Regions from separate parts of the Homo sapiens genome. Here all the other regions are linked to region 4. A link is a contact called in ENCODE Hi-C or POLR2A ChIA-PET data. All regions are on one chromosome and are shown on one strand. The core of a region is the stretch at or near the end of the contact, and the rest is flanking DNA. Distances in the headings are between cores, read along the strand shown.

Evidence for each region. Hi-C counts contacts between places; a loop is a spot of excess contacts on that map. ChIA-PET counts read pairs that join two places held with the same protein, here RNA polymerase II (POLR2A). Pooled maps may share reads with other maps.
Region 1: a loop to region 4 is called in a pooled map, with 2.6 times the contacts of the local background. The contact joins the enhancer-like site here to the promoter of DYNLL2 in region 4. A Hi-C loop is called at or near these places in 1 of 168 maps with a recorded cell type or tissue (esophagus muscularis mucosa), 1 of 37 single-sample maps with no recorded cell type and 10 of 50 pooled maps. POLR2A ChIA-PET finds 5 or more read pairs at or near these places in 9 of 52 experiments (A549, A673, BJ and 6 more).
Region 2: a pooled map shows a loop between it and region 4 (4-fold over the local background). The contact joins the enhancer-like site here to the promoter of DYNLL2 in region 4. A Hi-C loop is called at or near these places in 6 of 50 pooled maps. POLR2A ChIA-PET finds 5 or more read pairs at or near these places in 13 of 52 experiments (A549, BJ, CD4-positive, alpha-beta T cell and 9 more).
Region 3: a loop to region 4 is called in a pooled map, with 2.5 times the contacts of the local background. The contact joins the enhancer-like site here to the promoter of DYNLL2 in region 4. A Hi-C loop is called at or near these places in 12 of 168 maps with a recorded cell type or tissue (GM12878, chondrocyte, dorsolateral prefrontal cortex and 7 more) and 9 of 50 pooled maps. POLR2A ChIA-PET finds 5 or more read pairs at or near these places in 18 of 52 experiments (A549, AG04450, BJ and 13 more).
Region 5: a pooled map shows a loop between it and region 4 (4-fold over the local background). The contact joins the enhancer-like site here to the promoter of DYNLL2 in region 4. A Hi-C loop is called at or near these places in 5 of 50 pooled maps. POLR2A ChIA-PET finds 5 or more read pairs at or near these places in 3 of 52 experiments (BJ, activated CD4-positive, alpha-beta T cell and naive thymus-derived CD8-positive, alpha-beta T cell).
Region 6: a map of naive thymus-derived CD4-positive, alpha-beta T cell shows a loop between it and region 4 (11-fold over the local background). The contact joins the enhancer-like site here to the promoter of DYNLL2 in region 4. A Hi-C loop is called at or near these places in 2 of 168 maps with a recorded cell type or tissue (CD4-positive, alpha-beta memory T cell and naive thymus-derived CD4-positive, alpha-beta T cell), 4 of 37 single-sample maps with no recorded cell type and 11 of 50 pooled maps. POLR2A ChIA-PET finds 5 or more read pairs at or near these places in 10 of 52 experiments (A549, BJ, GM10248 and 5 more).

What each region holds. Positions count from the first base shown.
Region 1 is chr17:57,832,105-57,834,940 of GRCh38, forward strand. It overlaps MRPS23 (mitochondrial ribosomal protein S23), which reads right to left. Exons shown (of 5, transcript NM_016070.4): 5 at 2,677-2,836. Among named protein-coding and RNA genes, the nearest start is that of MRPS23, 17 kb to the right of the region's middle. RefSeq lists enhancers at 648-1,159, 1,160-1,670, 1,839-2,339. Within about 2 kb of position 1,392, at least 24 of the 41 ENCODE cell types and tissues checked have a DNase peak (open chromatin) inside an H3K27ac peak, as active enhancers do; they include PC-3, where a contact is called at or near this core.
Region 2 is chr17:57,938,404-57,941,430 of GRCh38, forward strand. All of the region lies in intron 1 of CUEDC1 (CUE domain containing 1), which reads right to left. Among named protein-coding and RNA genes, the nearest start is that of CUEDC1, 15 kb to the right of the region's middle. RefSeq lists an enhancer at 2,889-2,948. Within about 2 kb of position 1,493, at least 18 of the 41 ENCODE cell types and tissues checked have a DNase peak (open chromatin) inside an H3K27ac peak, as active enhancers do; they include PC-3, where a contact is called at or near this core.
Region 3 is chr17:57,873,375-57,876,289 of GRCh38, forward strand. CUEDC1 (CUE domain containing 1) reads right to left here. Exons shown (of 11, transcript NM_001271875.2): 4 at 217-343. Among named protein-coding and RNA genes, the nearest start is that of MRPS23, 25 kb to the left of the region's middle. RefSeq lists enhancers at 390-1,030, 1,031-1,672, 2,314-2,915. Within about 2 kb of position 1,262, at least 32 of the 41 ENCODE cell types and tissues checked have a DNase peak (open chromatin) inside an H3K27ac peak, as active enhancers do; they include HCT116, dorsolateral prefrontal cortex, endothelial cell of umbilical vein and 4 more, where a contact is called at or near this core.
Region 4 is chr17:58,081,914-58,085,029 of GRCh38, forward strand. It overlaps DYNLL2 (dynein light chain LC8-type 2), which reads left to right and starts at 1,506. Exons shown (of 3, transcript NM_080677.3): 1 at 1,506-1,770. DYNLL2-DT (DYNLL2 divergent transcript) reads right to left here and starts at 1,291. Exons shown (of 3, transcript NR_110809.1): 1 at 803-1,291; 2 at 1-703. RefSeq lists an enhancer at 1,235-1,529 and silencers at 1,246-1,595, 1,606-1,665, 1,706-2,125, 2,166-2,295.
Region 5 is chr17:58,231,498-58,234,486 of GRCh38, forward strand. It overlaps LOC105371841 (a long non-coding RNA gene), which reads left to right. Exons shown (of 2, transcript XR_934884.4): 2 at 1,163-2,082. Among named protein-coding and RNA genes, the nearest start is that of LPO, 5.6 kb to the right of the region's middle. Within about 2 kb of position 1,379, at least 4 of the 41 ENCODE cell types and tissues checked have a DNase peak (open chromatin) inside an H3K27ac peak, as active enhancers do.
Region 6 is chr17:57,891,116-57,893,980 of GRCh38, forward strand. The region is part of intron 1 of CUEDC1 (CUE domain containing 1); the gene reads right to left. Among named protein-coding and RNA genes, the nearest start is that of CUEDC1-AS1, 20 kb to the right of the region's middle. RefSeq lists enhancers at 1,453-2,194, 1,855-1,904. Within about 2 kb of position 1,541, at least 35 of the 41 ENCODE cell types and tissues checked have a DNase peak (open chromatin) inside an H3K27ac peak, as active enhancers do; they include HCT116 and endothelial cell of umbilical vein, where a contact is called at or near this core.

The DNA of each region.
Region 1 (2,836 bases), core at 142-2,641, 250 kb before region 4:
TCTGGGGCAAAGAGGGTGGAGAAAGAAAGCAGAAAAGTGTGCTGAAAGGAAGGCAGTTGGGGGGAGTGTAGAGGGGCAGCAAGGAGGCAGAAAAGGGCCGGGCATGGTGGCTCATGCCTATAATCCCAGCACTTTGGGAGGCCAAGGCGGGAGAGTCGCTTGAGGCCAGGAATTTGAGACCAGCCTGAGCGACATAGCATAGAGACCCTATCTCTACAAAAAAATTAAAAATAAAAAATTAGCTTGGCATAGTGGCATGCACCTGTAGCCCTAGCTACCTGGGAGGCTGAGGCAGGAGGACCACTTGAGCCCAGGAGGTTGAGACTGAAGTGAGCTATGATTGCACCACTGCACCCCAGCCTGAGTGACAGAGAGAGACTTTGTCCCTATTTTTAAAAAAAGGAAGCAGGAAAGAAGAAACAGAATGAGTGTCATTGAGTGTCATTTAAAATGTTGGTTTCTACACACACGCTTGCCCACAGGCATACACAATCCAAGAAGTTACTAAATAAATGCACATTTTCCAGTGAAACCTACCAGCATGGGATAAGTTCCAAAAGCGGATAGTTCCCAAGATGTTCTCTAGTTTCCTCCTTTGTTGTTGTTGTTGTAGTTGTTTTTTAATTTGATTCATTTACTTGGTGCTAGAAGTTTGGAAGGAGATAAAGGACAGAGTAACTACTGGGGGTGGGGGATAGAGAAAGCTGTGTTTAGACGAGTGGCTGGTGAAAGAGGACACAATACCGTTTCTTCTCAATGTTAATCTAGCGCATGTTAATTCCTCCCCACCCAGTGGGAATCGACAGTGGCTGAAAGCCTTCTAGGCACTGACAGCAAAGACGGAGTACTCGCCAAGAACTTTGTTCACGTTCTCATTCAGTCCTCACAGCAACTTAGTGAGGTAGACGTTGTTACCCTTGTTTTACAGATAAGGAAATTGAGGTTCAGACGGTTCACTAACTCCCCTAATGTCACCAGACAAAGCAACAGATCAGGGTTTCAAACCCAGGTCTGTTCTCCAAGGCCTGGGTTTTTTCCGCTGCTCTGCCTCCCTGCCTGCACTGTTCTCTCTCCCGCTGTCCTCCACAGCAAATTCGCAGATGTGTCATTGACTGGAGAAGGTTAGGAAACACTGCTCTGGGCAGAGTCTCCAGGGGCTCAGCGCAGTAAGCTCCTTCCTCTCCAGCTCCTATTATGGTGCAAACAGTGCCGCTTCCCCGGCAGGCCTTTGTCATTTGTCCCGTGGCCTGTCCCCTCCCATCTCTACCCCATCCCAGTAGCACCCCAGGACCTCAGCTTCCTAAATTTCAGCCACAACATTATTTTTACAAGGACACTCTTCAACCTTGAAAGGCAAGGTACCCCGAGGCAAGGAAACGAAATGACTGTAGTTGAACAGCATGAGAGTCCAGCGCCATCTAGTGGTGCTGAAACCGACAAGTCCCTGGCGGTGACATTTTCAAATAATCAATATCTCATTATTAACCATAATCACAACCTGATGTTTACTTTTGGAGAAATGTTCAGCAGCAAGGGATGCACATGCACTTTTCTGCATGTTTCAGAGGCCTGCGATCCTAAATGCCACAATGACTATTAAACAGTGTCCTGCCCATGAGCAAACAGGAGAGATTGATTGTATATCTTTTTCATCTAAGCTGCTCACCAAAAACAAAGCTCAGTTGAAGCCAGTGACCTTTCACTAACTGCTGGAAGGAAAATGCTTGATAAATAATAAATAGACCACTACTGGATCTTGCTTAGAACTATCTTTTAATTAAAAGAACTGAGGAGCTAGAAGGTCCGGTGACTGACATTTATTTCAGTTGCAGTCCAGGAAAAGCATTCATTGAGGGTAAAATGATACTTGAAATGTATTTTCGTTGTCAGCTAGTATTCCCCAAAAACCCTGTCTGTAATCTGCATGGATGGAGGGTGGTGGTGGTGGCTGGCAGTAGCAACATTTTGTAGGGAACATAACACTTAACTTCCTGCCTTCTCTGCCTTCCCCTAGCAACCTTTTCTTTTTCGTGCTGCAGCAATAAACACTTGTCTGGTTCAGCATCACCACAGAAACTGCTTCAGTGCCGGGCTCATCCAATCAGAGACCCGCCTGCCACATTGAGCGCTACCCTAGGAGTGACAGGAAAGCCATTTCCCGTCTTTTCCACAGGAGGGCAGGTGCCCTTCCTCTGCCAGCCAAGGTGACCTCGACCAAGTTGCTCACTGAACCTGCTCAGCCATCCCTCATCTCACCCAGCACGGTCAAAGGCTCAGAACGCATGACTAACTTAGCCCGAGTCAGGCTCCCACCTTTTGGCTATTCTAGAATTGAGCTCAGAACATAGAGACCAGGAAGTCTCAGCCTTCCCCATCCCCTCCTCCACTCACCTTTGCTTGCTCCTAGCTCCAGTCTTCTGGCTGAGGCCGTGCCAGCTTGCGTTGACTACCAGCACCACATCATGTTCTCTGCCCTAACTCCCATGTACTCAGGAAAACTGCCAGCCCATTCTGAGTCAGGCTTGGTCACAAATGAAAGCTGAGGATGGATGAGGCCCAACTCCGGGTGCCACGTCTGGATTCCCCGGAGCAGAGGCAGGCACCAGTGCCAGCCTCAGAGAAAATCTTACTGTCCCACTTGAGTGACTTTGTTTAAAAAAAGAAATCTGCTGAAGGTTTTTAAGTGGCACGCCATCATTTATTTACAGAGAAAGGTATCACTTTAACAAAATCAGGAGTCCTTCGGGGGCAGATTATTCTGTAATACCACTTTCATTATCAGAGAACTCTCGATACAAAGTGTTCTACAAAACTACAAGAAGAATCAGGCTAGCCT
Region 2 (3,027 bases), core at 243-2,742, 140 kb before region 4:
ACAGCTCGCCTGCCTCCACCAAGACTTTTAAATTCTCCCTCACAGCGTTATAATCCTTCCCATGCCCCTTTAGGGCAGTACAATCTCCATGATTCCTAATGAGAGAGCTGGCAGCACCATACCAGAGCACACATATGCAATACCTGATAGTTCTCAGTGTTCTTACAGACATTACCCAGCCAGCTCAGCAACCCTGAACCAGCTAAACATGGACAACAGCTTTTTATTTTATTTTTAAATTTTATTTATTTATTATTTATTTATTTATTTATTTTTAAGACAGAGTTTTGCTCTTGTTGCACAGGCTGGAGTGCAGTGGCGCTATCTCAGCTCAGCGCAACCTCTGCCTCCCGGGTTCGAGCGATTCTCCTGCCTCAGCCTCCTGAGTAGCTGGGATTACAGGCATGTGCCACCACGCCCGGCTAATTTTATATTTTTGGTAGAGATGGGGTTTTTCCATGTTGGTCAGGCTGGTCTCGAACTTCTGACCTCAGGTGATCTGCCTGCCTCAGCCTCCAAAATGCTGGGATTACAGGCACGAGCCACCGTGCCCAGCCTTTTTTTTTTTTTTTTTTTTTTTTTGAAAAGGAGTCTCACTCTGTCACCCAAGCAGGAGTGCAATGGCATGATCCTGGCTCACTGCAACCTCCACCTTCTGGGTTCAAGCGATTCTCCTGCCTCAGCCTCCAGAGTAGCTGGGACTACAGGAGTGTGACACCATGCCTGGCTAATTTTTGTATTTTAGTAGAGACGGGCTTTCACCTTGTTGGCCAGGCTGATCTTGAACTCCTGACCTCAAGTGATCTGCCTGCCTTGGCCCCCCAAAGTGCTGGGATTGCAGGCATGAGCCACCATGCCCGGTCTAGCTTTTTATTTTTTTGAGACGAGATCTCAGTCTGGGTGAAGACTGGAGTGCAGTGGAACAATCCCGGCTCACCGCAGCCTTGAACTCCTGGGCTCAGGTGATCCTCCCACCTCAGCCTCCCAAGTAGCTGGGACTACAGGCACACATCACCACGCCCAGCTAATTTTTCAAATTATGTGTAGAGATGTGGGTGGGGGGAGAGGGTCTCACTATGTTGCCCAGGCTGGTCTCGAACTCCTGACCTCAAGTGATCCTCCCACCTTGGCCCCCCAGAGTGCTGACATTACAGGCGTGAACCATTTCGCCTGACCTGAACAGCTTCTGGACGTGTCTGGCCAGCTCATATCCCTCCTGTGAGGACCGCCTCTACTCCCATTCACAGGGGAAAGCTCCTACCCCCTGGTGCTGCGTGATCATGCCCTCCTGGCCCCAGCTGACTGGCCCAGTGGTAGACAGCTGATCCACACAAGCCCATCAGACTCTCTCCTCAGGAGTTCACATCAAGGCTCAGACACCATTCAGTAACTAAGGGTTACTGGAAAGTGGACGGGTGTATTTGGGAGCTGAGGGGCCATACCACCTGGTGCACATCCACAGCAGCAGCGGCGTCCTGCAGGTGCACCATGCAGACTCACTGAGAACAGCTGCGTCAGCCACCCCCACCACACCCCCACACACCCCCGGCACTTGGGAGACCAGGCACTTCCTCCTTTGAGTCTTCAATTCCCCTATGGCTTCAAATAGCTCGAGCTGGTTTCTGTTACTTGCCTTCAGTAGAGTCTGAACTGAGAGACAAGCTGGCATCACTATCCTCCCTGTACAGATGAGGAAAGAGGCTCTAGAGGTGACTAAATCAACATCATATAGTCAACATGTAATAAAGGAGCCGTTAAAAACCCTGCCATGTGACTCTTCTTCAGTGCCATCCCATGCCTCCTTCCCTGGATTAAAGGAAGTGGCAGGTATTCCATTTCTGTCAGTGTTTAAAAAAAAAAAAAAAAATGGTGGCACAGTAAGCGATTCAGCCAGAGGCACTCCAATGGACTGAAGCTGGAAACAAGAAATTCAAAATCCTCTCCTTTAGATCGGCAAAGACAGCTCTTCTCTCCTCTACATTTGCCAGCCTTCCTTGCAGTGAGGTCGGCCCCATGTGACCAGCTCTGGACAATGTGAATGGAAGTAACAGGTGTCAGTTTCCTCCATCTCTCTCCTCCCCTCCCGCAGTAACCTTGAAGGCCCTATATTCCAGATGATGTGGCTACAGATGGAGGTGCACTGCCTGACCTACAAGACTTTCCACGAGCAAAAAATAAACCTAGATGGTGTCAAGCCCCTGGGATGTCAGGATTTGATTATTCCTGCAGCATAATCCAGCCTCTCCTGACTAAAGCACAGGAATTTTTCAGCCTGGGCCCTTCAGCAGGATGCTGCATTCATTTGTTTAACATTCATCTGTTTAACAAATATTTCTGGAGCAACAGTGCCAGGTGCTGTCATGGGTATAATCAAGGGCACAGTAGTTTTTAAAAAAATACAATAACTACCCTTAGGAAGCACCCTATCTGGTGACTCATAAGCCCCACTTGGGACTAAAAGAAACAGTTCTACAGGTGCAAAGCAGAACTCCCACGCAGCCCCTGGCTAACCTGAGCCCCAGAGAAGCTAAGCTGCCAGGAGGCAAAGACAGCTTGTCCTAGTGACTCCAGGAGGGTGGCAGCCAAGAGTGAGTTCACACCAGGCTTTCACACCCAAGGCTCTACCAACTCTACTCCTGCCAGCCGTGTGGCTGTAGACAAGTGCTTCCCTTGCTCTGGGCGCAGACACATGGGAGAAGGCATCAAGGAGGAGTCATCAAGAGAGCAGGTGGCTGATGGAAAACAGAAGCCGCAAAAGACACCACTCATCTTCCCCACCCTCCTCTGCAGCCGAAATGTCTCCTCTGGGAATCATCTCCCTGTTTCATTTTAACTGGAAAAGTCCCCCATGACTGAGCTTTTCTCCCCCTATCCCACATAGCAGAGGACTGAGCAGAGAAGTCATTATTCTGTCAGGAACTGGTGTCTGGGTATAGTCTCCTTTCTTTATGCCAAAAGCTAGATAAAAGTTAGGTAGACAGGGTTGCCATATACAGTTATGCAGGCTGTTCACTACAACGTGCCCAT
Region 3 (2,915 bases), core at 12-2,511, 210 kb before region 4:
GCTGTCACCTTCCCTGGATAGAACAGGAAACCTCCAGGCCCAGGCAGGAAGTGAGGCTTTCAGTTCAGCATTCCTGCCCTACGAACCCAGGGCAACAGAAATAGCTCAGCCTGGGTTTAAACATCAGGAAGTAAAACTGGCTGGCACAAATTGTGTGGGCAAAGAGAGATGCTGGACAAGCAGGTGGGAGTGGAAGGCGGGGGCGGCCCCTGTTACCTGTATGCTGTCCAGCTGCTGGGGCAGGATGCGGAGAAAGTCATCCGGAAGGTTGCCCAGCAGTGGTGGGTTCCAGTTCCGATAGCGTCTCTGGCTTGTAGGGGCTCCAGAGCCCAGCGCGTCGATACTAGGGGATGGCAGGTGACAGGGAAGAGGAAGTCATTAAGCCCAACCCCAGGTCTCCTGGCCCCATCACACCAGGTCCTCAGGCAGGTCGGATCCTGCTCAGAGATTCCCATGGCCTCCACTGCCTCCAGAACAAAGGCCCGTCACTCTGTCTCATCACTGGAGATGTCTCCACCAGCCTCAGCGAACTCCCCAGCCATTCATGCTCTCCAGTCACTCAGTGCCCTTCCAGGTCTCTGGACCTACAGAGCTGTCTGTCCACGGTGCACATGTGGAACTCTGTGGATTTAGCCATAGATGTTTACAAATGTCCCCTAAAGACAGCAGGGATCGCATCCTTTCATGCTTCTATCCTAGCACCTACACAGTGCCAGGCTCATGGTGCTGAGTGACAGGTATGGTCCAAAGGAACAGACACATAAGCCACCAACAGCACAGCCTGCTGCATGCTGGTTTGCTGAGGAAGGGGCATATGGGGACGCCAGGATCCCTACAGAGGGTAAAGCAGATCTGAGCTCCAGTTCTGGCTCAACCACCAGCCGGCAGGGTAGTCTTAGGTGGGCCCCTGTTCCCTCTAGGGCTCGGTTTCCTTATCTAGAAACTGCTGCCTCCCTGCCCAGGTGCTGGGGAGCCCCTCAGGAGGCCGTGTCCTGAGCAATGTTCTGAAAACGTGCGTGGAGATGTGAGTGTGGAAGGGATCTCGCTCTCAGGGTGCTCTGGGGCCGCTCTTTCCAGGCCCGTTGTGTGTGTGGCAGGAGCTCTGTGCCATGGCAGAGCCAACAGCTGGGCAAGGCAGTAGAGGAAGAGGGGGTGGCACACACCCTCCCTGACCCCCAGGCTCCCGCCCTACCGCCCTGGGCCTGAGGGCAGCTCGGAGCCCGGCCAGGAGGTCCCCACAGCTCCATGGCAGCCTGCAGCGTGGCAACCGCAGGACACGTGTTCCGCTGAATCAGGAAAACGGCACACTGAGAAGGCAGCCGAGGGCCGGGCGGTGGGGGCTGCTCTAGCTCTCGGGCCTGGCTTTGATTTGGTCTTCAGCTCTAGGAATCCCGCCCGCCCCCTCACTGGAGGGGAGCTTTTCCGGGCTGCCGCTGACTATGGAAATAACTTCCTTTCCTTTTCTATTTCGGGCGGGTGGCCGGCGGCGGGGGCGAGGGGAAGGGGCGGGGGCGGCAGCAGAAGGGATAACCAGCTGCTAAGTGCCTGGTGGGAGCTCAGCTCTTGCAGACTGGAGCCAAGGGAACCCCAGCACGCCTCGTCCACCCTCTCCCTGCACAGACACAGGGGGAGAGGGAATGGTCTGGAGAGCAGCTTGCATCACAACCCGGGACTCCCATTCCTAGGCCAAATTTTTTTCTACATCACTGCCACCTTCTGTCACTGTTGGAGGCTTCATTTTTCTCCAAAGGCCAGAGATGGGGAGAGAGGAAGCCTCATCTCTAAGGGACTCGCAGACCACCCCAGGCTACAGCAGGGAGGGACCCTCGCCAGGGGTATTACCAGTTCTTGAGGTCTCAGGGTCTTCATCTGGGACATGGGTGCCCACCCCCAATTTAACCACACCTCGGAGCCACCCAGGAAAGCAGTGGAGGGAGAACCTCAGAGGTGCACCTGGACCCCTCTAGCCATGAAGACTCCAAGTGGAGAAGGGCACAAGGTGGAGGAGGCCCCTGTTCTCAGCTGAGTTTCCTTGCTGCTAGGCCTGTGGTCCTGAAGGAAGGCCAGGCCCAGCCCCCTCCCGGCCCCTTGGCTGGCACTGGTAGAGATGAGGTCAGCCCACAGCTGCGTGAGCCAGGGCACAGGCAGCCCAGGCAACTCCATTGTGGTCGGAAAGGAATGTCAGAAATGAGCTGAGACGCAAATAAAAAAAAAAACTTCCAAGGCTGTAATTTTAACGGAAAAACAGCAGGCGGCCTGTGTGGAAGGGTCCCCGGGGTTTCAGAGACTGTCTTTCAGACAGATGGAGGGAAGGACAGACTGGGGGAGGGGAAGGAGGGAGAAGCTGGGGAGGATTTCCCAGCCCAGAGCCTCTGCCTCTGGACCCCAAAACTGCAACTTCAAGCCCCATCGGACCCCCAGGTTTACCCATGGAACATCAGACCTGATGGAAAGGGATTTCAGACTCAGGACTTCCAGGTAAAATTTTTGGTAAGAACTGGACATTGAGGTCCAGAGGGGGTTCAAGCCATGTCCCAGGACACACACATCATCCAGGCAAAACCTGGGCCCAGGGATTGTGACATTTGAAGCATGCTCCCCGGGGTGGCCCTGCCTCTCTGTGCCCTAGGAGGCCAATACCCACGCTCCCAAACTCTGCCCCATCTGCAGGTTCTCGGCACCCCAGTGACTGGAGGTAGCAGATGGGGGCCAGGCCATTCCCCCACTCAAATCTGATCTCCCTCAGCAGCCAAAGGAAGATTCCTAAAACACGAACCTGATCGTGTCGCTCTCCAGGTTAAGGCCCTTGAATGGCTCCCCGCTGTCTGCAAGAGAAGACGGAAGCTCCCTGGAGGGCCACAGGGCCTTTGATCTGCTTGCCTTTCCAGCCTCACCCGCCGTTAGGTACTTCCAGG
Region 4 (3,116 bases), core at 256-2,755:
GGCCACGCCTCCCATTCATGAACACAAAGACTGACATCAGAAAACCCTTAGTGTGAGGGGATACCCCAGGCCTTAACTGGTCTCTGAAATCCCCCAACTGAGGTTGTTAGAGGACAGAACTGTGGAAAGCAGTAACCAGAGGGAATGATTTTTCCAGGTTTCCCCTGACACATAACGAACACTAACTTTTGATGCTTCAAACCAGAGCAGGCCAGGGCCAGGGCAAGTCTGACTTCCTGACCATGGTTTGGAGAGGCGAAGGGGAAAAGATGGGAGTGGGAGCTATCCCCGGCAGCTTCTTAATCCCTACTGTATGGCCAAAATGCTTGGTTCCCAATAAAGGCTCGTCAGCCCTTGAGGTAGACACTTCTGTATAAAACAGACCAGAAAGAAAACCGCAGGCCTGAGGATCTTTCCTGGGAGTGGGATGGAGTGAGGGCAGGCAGGCTCCCAACGCGCACGTTCACACCCACTCTCCCAGAAGTAGTCTCTTGAGCCTCCAGAGGGGCTGCTTCCTGGGTGCACCTCTTTTCAGCTAGAAGCAAGTCAAGCCTGACCTGCGGGATCTGGCAGGGCTCTCTGTACTTGGATTCTCTCCTTTATAAAGTGAGGGGTGTGGATGGGTGGTTTTTGAAGGCTCCTCACAGCTCTGACAGGCACCACCTCTGGGGGCTTCTATTCACTCTCCTCCAACCTTGTCTACCTGGACAGGCAGGGACAGACGACAAGAAATCGCTCACTCTCACCCCCATCCCAGGACCCCAAGGCCATAAATGTGCAAGGACAGCAGAGGCCTGCGTACCAAAGACACATCCCCATCAATTTTGCTTCGGCTCTGTCTCCATTGCTCCTGTAGACAAATACCGGCTGGGGGCCCAGCTGGGAGTTTAGGTCCTTCAGCCTCAAAGAACAAAGGAGGAAGAAGGGACCTTCCCGGAAGGTGAGGGGAGGGAGTCCTGGGGCTCCTATGCCTCTCCCTCTCCATAGGGCTGGCTGTCCCTCTCTTTCTCACAGATACGGGAGGAGGGAGTGTCCTGTCTTTTCCTCTGAGGCTGGTGACTTCATCTCCTCCCCTCTCTAAGGTTGGGGTCTCTACCTCAGCCCCATCTGTTCCCTGGGTCTGAAATCTCCATCCCCCTCTCCCTTTTTTCTCCTTGGGACTGGGGGTCTCCACACCCTTCCCTCTCCTCCTCTCTCAGGACCATGTCTCTTTATTCCTTTTCAGGCCTGGCCTCTCCAGCCCCGGGGGGAGGGGTCCGCATTCCTCTCCTTTCTTAAGGCCACGGCTCCCTCCCCCACCCGCTCCAGCTCCTCCTCCCCACCCCCTCCCTCCGCCCCGAGGCATTGTGGGAGGAAACAAGATGTGGGGCGAGAGCGGCGCGGGGAGAAGCCCGCAGTGCGGGGCCGGGCGGGCTCAGCCAATGGGGAGCGCGGACGGCGGCGCGCGCGGCGGGGGGGCGGGGGCGGGGCACTATTTCAGCGGGGGCCGCGCGTCGGCCGCGCTCAGCGGCAGAGCGGAGCGGAGCTGTGAGGCGCCAGTGCGGAGCGGGCGGGCGGGCGGGCGGCGTGAGGCGGAGCGCGGGCGGCCGGCGAAACTCCAAGGGCGGACCGCGGCAGGGAGCGATCGGCCTCGGGCTGCGGGAGCCGGAGACCGCGGCGGCGGCGGCTGCTGCAGCTGCAGGAGGAGCCCAGGGAACACCGCCCCTGCCTGTGCTCTGCCTCGGGCCATCGCTCCTCCCCAGGGCCCAGTGCGGACTCGCCTCCGTGAAGGTGAGCGGTGGGTGGGGGCGTCCCCCGGGTGGCGGGCCTGTGTCCGTCGCGTGCGACTCTACACGACCCGGCCCTCGCCGCGGTGGCCCTGCGGCCTCCTTAGCCGGCCCCAAGGCCTGGAACAGGGCTGGCCCCGCAGCCCTTGGCGTTGACGGTCCGGGCAGCGCAGCGCGCCCCCGCCGCCCCTCCCTCTCGGCGCAGCCCGGGCTGCGCCACCCTTTGCCCCGGCCACCCTCGTGGCGCTGCTGGAGGCCCGGGCTGCGGAGCTGCCGCTGCCCCCGCCCCCGGGAGTCTCTCTGCGCTGCGTGGAGGCCCCTGATGTCAGGGGCCGGGGAAGAGGGGGTGGAGAGGGCTCGGGCGTGACGCGGCTCCTCCTGCCGCCACCGCCACCCTCTGGGGCGTCCTTCCTGCAGCGAGGACGCCCAGTCACTCCGGCGCTGTTCCAGGCCGGGTGGGGGAGGGCGGCCGACCGGCCGGGGCCTGCGGACCTGGCCGGCGGCGCGGGCGGGAGGTCGGGGGGAAGGAGGATGCTTCCTCGTTCCCCAGGTGCTGCCCTTCGGGACCGCAGCGCTCTGGAGGATGGGATAGTGGAGGGATACGGCCCACTTGGAGAGCCCGAAGAGGGAAGTAGAAGTGTGTGTGTATTGGCGGGTGGGGATGGTGGTCCGTGTCATTCGGAGATTTAGCCTTTTTTTTTGGTTGCAAAACCAGGAATAGAGGATGGGAGCTGTCCTGGGGTGCCCTTTGTGCTTTTCACAGGAGCCTTGGCTCGTGACTGAGGCTGCTGGCCTGGGGCCCTCTGGCCATCTTCCTCCTATCTGGAGGCCCAGGTCCCTTGCTTTTTCCCAAGGAGGGAGGGGCTAGGCTGGACACCTTCCTGTGCTTTGCTTACCGGCACCTTGGACAGGGGTGGTAGGGGTTGGGCTTCACCTCTCTCAGATGCCTGGGGGGCCATTGTAGTCGTAAGACCAATATTATGTAACCGCAGGCTCTTTCCTGGAGAGTAAGGTGGCTTTTAATTACTGTAACAAAGTTGCTCCTTTGGACTTTGGGAATGAGGCAGTGGAGCAGGTGAGCTTGCAGGCAAAATGGTGCCAATTTCATACTTTCACTTTGCTGTCTAACCAGGCCCCACCCCCACCCCTGGGTTTGTAAACAGTGCCCCCTTCTGAGTGGTAACCTGGAATAGGCCACCAGGTGACACTAGTTTTTCTTCACTTATACAGAGCCTTATAATGTAAGAACCTTTCTCCCTGTGCTGCTGTTGTACCTTTGCTCAGACCCATTTGAGTTTACCCCATTTATCTCATTTCAACCATTAGTATTTAAAATGAAGATGTTGATTT
Region 5 (2,989 bases), core at 129-2,628, 150 kb after region 4:
GATGAGGCAAAGCCAGGCTGACTAAAATCCCCTTGCTATACTTACTTGGCAAATATCACCAGGGTCAAAACACTGCCTTGTTATTTATGAGTCCTAGATCTATGCTTAAATCCATTTCTAGAGAATGTCATATTTCCTATATTTTTGCAGATTGGAATTACATTATGCTCTTAAAGTAGCCCAATTAATGATTTCTTGAACCCCAGCAACTTGTAGTGAAACAACATAATTATGTTAAAAGAGGGAACTTCCACATTAGGTTTCTTGGAGAATGTTTCAAAAGATAAAAATAGCAAGGAAATCTAGGGTTGTGTGACACATCGAAAACATCCCACAAACGGGAATCTTCCCAATTGAGTCTGTTAGGTCATGGTCTCTTGCTCTCATTGCAGCTGTGAGCAGGGAATTGCAGATCCCTAATCTGAGGCTGTAAAGTTTTATTGCTACAGATTTGATAAGTTCTAGGAGGGCAGAATCTCAGGCAGATTTGATCAATTTCTGTTTTTCTTACCCATTCATCATTTTCTCTTTTGACATGGCCACAAATGGGAGGGTTCATGAAGGTGGGCCAGCACCACGTTTTAGAACTTGGGGCTGGAGGGAGAGGCTGGACTTTTACCCCACTGCAGGGGTTAGAAGGGCCAGTTGAATTTGTAGGATGTGAAATCCAGTAAGGACCATGATTAAATTGCCAGCAGTGGCAGTGCCTCGGGCACTGGATCGAAATTCAGGGCAAAATTTCAGAGTTTAGACATGGAAAGCTAACAGTGGGGCCATCACCTCATGGGGGGCCAGGTACTGAAGTCAAAATGGGCCTCCTGAAATCTGTAGCAAGAAGGGAAAAGAGAAAACATGAGTTACTATAAGCAATGCAGGCCGGTTTTCAGCTGTCAGGCTAGGAAATTCTGCTAGGCTTTATTTCAGCAGACGGACATCATCAGCTATGCAGTATCCAGGTCCACAGGGACTTCAGAGAGGTGGGAGCAACTAGCCTAGGTTGCCGAGTTCAAGAGCAGAAACCCTGCCTGGGCCAGCTGTTGTCCTCAGGCTGAAGATGGACTCTTTCACATCCATGTGACCAAAAGAGGGCAAAACTAGAGTTGGCTCCTTGGGGACAGGGTGGTGCCATGGCCCCCATCATCTCCTTTTTTCTTCCCATCAGATAGCAAGCAGCTCATTGGAGAGCCACACAGTCACCAGGACAGAGAGAATGCCCAGCAGCAGAAGCCAAAAAAAGAAACTTTCCCTTTCTGTCTCCTCTGTCTGTGGCGTGCAACCCAGCTATGAGGACGTGGGGTTGAAGCCATTTCCTTTTTCAGTTTCAGCTTCTGACCCTCCTCAGGATTAGAAGTGGCGATTCAGAGGCTGGGAGGGTGAAAGCATGACTTCTCAAGAACCAGCTCGTGCTGAAGTCACTGCTCACCTTCCTGTCTCAGGGATGCTCCTGATGCTAATGACGTCGTGTGAATCATGCTCTACGTGTCTGCATGCCTGAGCCGAGCTTATCCTCATGGCACCCTGTGAGGCAGGCTGCTGCTCCTACTCCCACTCACCAGAAGAGGAAGCCGAGGCTCAGAGACTGAGTAACTCTTGAGGTTACACAGCCACCGAGCAGGGTCATTAGGGCCCTATGAGATTTCCTTCCGACTCCGCTCTGAACTCACTCTCGTAGGCCCAAGCTGGGCGCCTCCCCCAGGGAACACCGTAGTGGCCCGGAAAACAGAGAGCACAGGTTACATTTGGCTCACATTCTTGGTGTGTCCACTGTAGGTTGCTGTGAAGTAAATTTTAAATTTTTATATAAAAACAAACAGATAATTTCTTGAGTGGGACATAAAAGCATGAATTTGAAAGTTAAAATGTAAGATATTGACCTTTTACTTAATAATAATGTAACAATATTGCTTTATTAACTGTGACAAATGTACCATTGTAAAATAAGATAATCATAATGAAAACTGGGTGTGGAGTGTGCAGGAACTCTGTATTATCTTTGTAATAATATGGTAAATCTAAAATTGTTCTAAAATAAAAATTTTTCTCTTTAAAAAAGTAAGATATCAAATAAATTTTAGAATCTCAGTTTCCTTCAGGGGTACCTGGTCATGATTATCTTTTGTTAGAGGCATATCAGAGGCCATGTTGCTCGCTGAGTAGAAGGACATTCTACAGTGTACGCTTACAGCCTCTTGAAAAGCCTGTATTCATTAAGAGAAGAAAAAGAGGGTGGGACAGTGAAGATTCTTTCACTTCCTCTCCCCAGCCTCTGTCCCCTTCTTAGCACTGTGCGAAGAGTGAGAGGTAATAACCACTTCACCCTCCCCAGGTTTCCACCAGAGTGGAAGGGGTTCCATCACAGACAGACTATTTGAGCATTTCACCCCATTCCAGCCTCCACCACAATCCTACAAATTCAACTGGCCCTTCTAACCCCTGCAGTGGGGTAAAAGTCCAGCCTCTTCCAGAGACAGGAGAATCACTTGAACTCAGGAGGCAGAGGCTGCAGTGAACCAAGATAATTCCACTGCACTCCAGCCTGGGCGACAGAGCGAAACTCCGTCTCAAAAAAAAAATAAATAAATAAAAAATAATAAATAAATAAATAAATAAATAAATAAAGTGGGGGGTAATTCAGGGCAGGGCAGAACCAGAATGTGGGGAAGTCAAGGAAGCCACAGAGGCAAGAGATTTATGAAGGACAAATGGACAGGATTCAGTGACCAAGAAGATGGGAGGAAGGGGAGGAAGAGAAAAGAGGGAAAGAAAAAAGAAAAATGCCCAGGGTGTCTCCCTGGTTTCCAACTTGAGTGACAGAGAATGATCACATTCCCAGCAGAATTTTTCTTCTTTCTCAACAAGATTCTTCCTGTTCTTTTGTTTCTGGTTGTCCCTCAGAACTAAGGAGAAACAGCCTTTGGGATAGTTGTCCCCCTACCCCATCCCAGCTGGTCCTAAGAGTAAGAACATAGGATTCTCATCCCCCTTTTAT
Region 6 (2,865 bases), core at 291-2,790, 190 kb before region 4:
GGCTCTCATGTGCTCCAACCTCTCATGGGCACTCCCCTCAACTCCACACTCATACAGCCTTCTTGCTGCCTCCACTTGGACATCCAACAGCAGCTCCAACAACATGGATCCATCCGACCTGTGATTCCCTCCGACCCCAACCTGCTTCTCCCCTGCCTTCTCCATCTTTGTTAATGGCAACTCTCCCTGGCTCCAGCCAAAACCTTTGGAGTCATCTTGGAGTGCTCTCATTCTCTTATACTCTATGTCCAATCTATGGCGAAGCCTGTCTTCCCCGTCTTCCAAATGATTTCTGAATCTGGCCACTCCTTACCACCTCCACAGCTACCATACCCTCCCTAGCTCCCTGCCTCCCACGTGTTGGCCTAGAGACCCCTCATCACAGGGGTCATGCCCTTCCTCTGCTCCATGCCTCCCAATGGCTCCCATGTCCCCAGAATACCCAGAGCTTTACCGTGGCCAACCCACATGGTCCTGCCCATGTCACCTCGCTGTCATATGTGCACGCACACATACAGACAGAGCCTAACTCTCTGTGGCCACCTGGATCCTTGCTAGTCCACCAACGAGCCAAGCACACTCCCACCCAGGGGCCTCTGAACTTACTTTTTCCACCAACTGCTACGTTCTGCTCCCACATATCTGCATGGCTCCCTTCCTTCTGGTCCCTACTCAACCATCACCTTGAGGGGGAACAGAGTGGCAAGTCCACCCCCCAACATCCCAGTGTTCCTAACCCTTTAGGCTTCCCTGTCTTCTTCATGAAACAGACCACCTTGAATATTATACATTTGTCACTGATATCTTCTCCACTAGAATGTAAGCTCCATGAAGGCAGGGGCTTTGCTATACTCACTGTGGTATCCCCAGTGCCCGAATCAGTGCCTGGCATGGTCAATAGACATTTATTAGGCGAATGAGTAAAGAAGGGAAGGAAAGATGGAGGAGTGCTGTAACTGTGGATTTCCCTCCCTTTCCTTCCTCCTCCGGCTCACAGCAATGATGGGAGGGGGCCTTTTCAGTTTCCAAAGCCCTCTCTCCCCTACACACTCATTTACTCCTCACAACAAACCTAGAAGATATATAAGGGAATGCGTTATTATCTCACTTCACAGACAAGGGGTCTGAGGCCAAGGCAGCCCAGTGACGTGGACACAAGGCTGATGGCAGGCTGCCCCTTTCCAAGCCAGTGCCAGCACCAGGGGGCAGGAGGCTAACCCCCTCCTAGATCTGACTTGACCTTCCATTCTGCCCCCCAGGAGGACCAGGGCCCAACCCTGAAAGGTGGGAGTTAGAACAGGAAGCCACAGGTCCCAATTGCCAGCACCTTCCTGTGTCCCACCCAGAGGCCACTCTTCTGGAAGGAGGGTAAGACTCCTCAGACCAGCTCTGTCTCTGTGCACCCCAGGCTCCCTCCTCTGAAAATCACCAAGGAGCAGACCCTACGTCCATCTGTGACTGCCGTGATGCCTGCCTGCAGAGGGATTTGCTTCTTGCCTAAGATCTGGCACAGCCCAGTGGCGCTGCCAAGCCAGGCCACTAGGTGGTGTCCCAGAGCTCAGGCCCTGGCAGCTCCCAGGGAAAGGGCCAGAGTGGCTTTTCTCTCAGAACCCAAGAATGTGCCCCACCCCCACCCTTGGCCTGATTAAAAGGGAGAAGAACCACCCAGTTGCCTCAGGGGTCTTAGCACCCAAGACCCGCAGAGTTGTCAAATCATTTAATCCTAGGCAGGAAATCTTTGGCACATGTGCCACCACCTTCTAGCCCTCATCCTTGGCAGACATCACTAATCCACCCAGGTATTACTGTCCTACAGAACACACACAACCTCAGAACCCTTTGCAACACCGCCTCTGTGCAAGCCACGACCAAGTGATTAGAACTGGCATGCAAGACAAGCCACTTGCCAGCGCTCTCATTTCCCGTATGAGGACACGCAGGCCAGGCTCACTCTGTCTCATTGGGAATCCAGGCTGCAAAAGCCAGTGGGGCCAGAATGAGGTCATATGACCCTGGGAGGCTTGTGTAACCATGGTTGAGTCCTGCGGAAACCTCAAGTGTGTAATGGCAGAGGCTGCTGGGCTGGGGCAGCTGCATTCTCGGCCAATTGTCACCTCAGAGCGGGTGGGGTGCAGGGAAATCTGCCTGAGCTTCTTGGCTTCAGAGCTGAAGAGGCCCCAAAAGGGGGTGAAAGGAAGGGAAGAGGAGAGCAAGAGACAGAGGCTCTCAGGGTATGTGTGTGTGTGTGTGTGTGTGTGTTTCAGGCAGCCCTGACAGAGACGCCTTGTCCTCCTGCCCCTGCAAAGGCTTGTTTTCTTCCCAAGCTATTAATGTCGCTGCAGCTTCAAAAGCCGGGTGACCTTTAAACGCTGAGCCTCCTGCTCCTGCCCAAGGCTCGGAAAAGGCTTAATGGAAACTCGACCCAAATGGCCACAGCTGCCGGGGCTGCAACAAAGCCAGCCTCATTCCCGAGGCCCCCAGAGCTGCTGGGCAGCCACACCTGTGCCCACCCCCAGGCAGCCAGGAAGGGCAAAGAGGACCCTCGGGCACAGCCATTGGAGAAAAGAGGCCACTGGACCTTAGGGGAGGAGGAGGAGGAGCAGGGGAGAGACAGACAATGCTGTCATGCGCTGCTGTGTGACCTTGGGTACTTCTCTGGACCACTCATCTCTTCTACATCTGTAAAACACGAGAATTTGGCAGGGCACAGTGGCTCACGCCTGTAATCCCAGCACTTTGGGAGGCCAAGGCAGGTGGATCACGAGATCAGGAGTTCAAGACCAGCCTGGCCAAAATGGTGAAACACCGTCTCTACTAAAAATACAAAAATTAGCCAGGCATGGTGGTGGGTGCCTGTAATTCCAG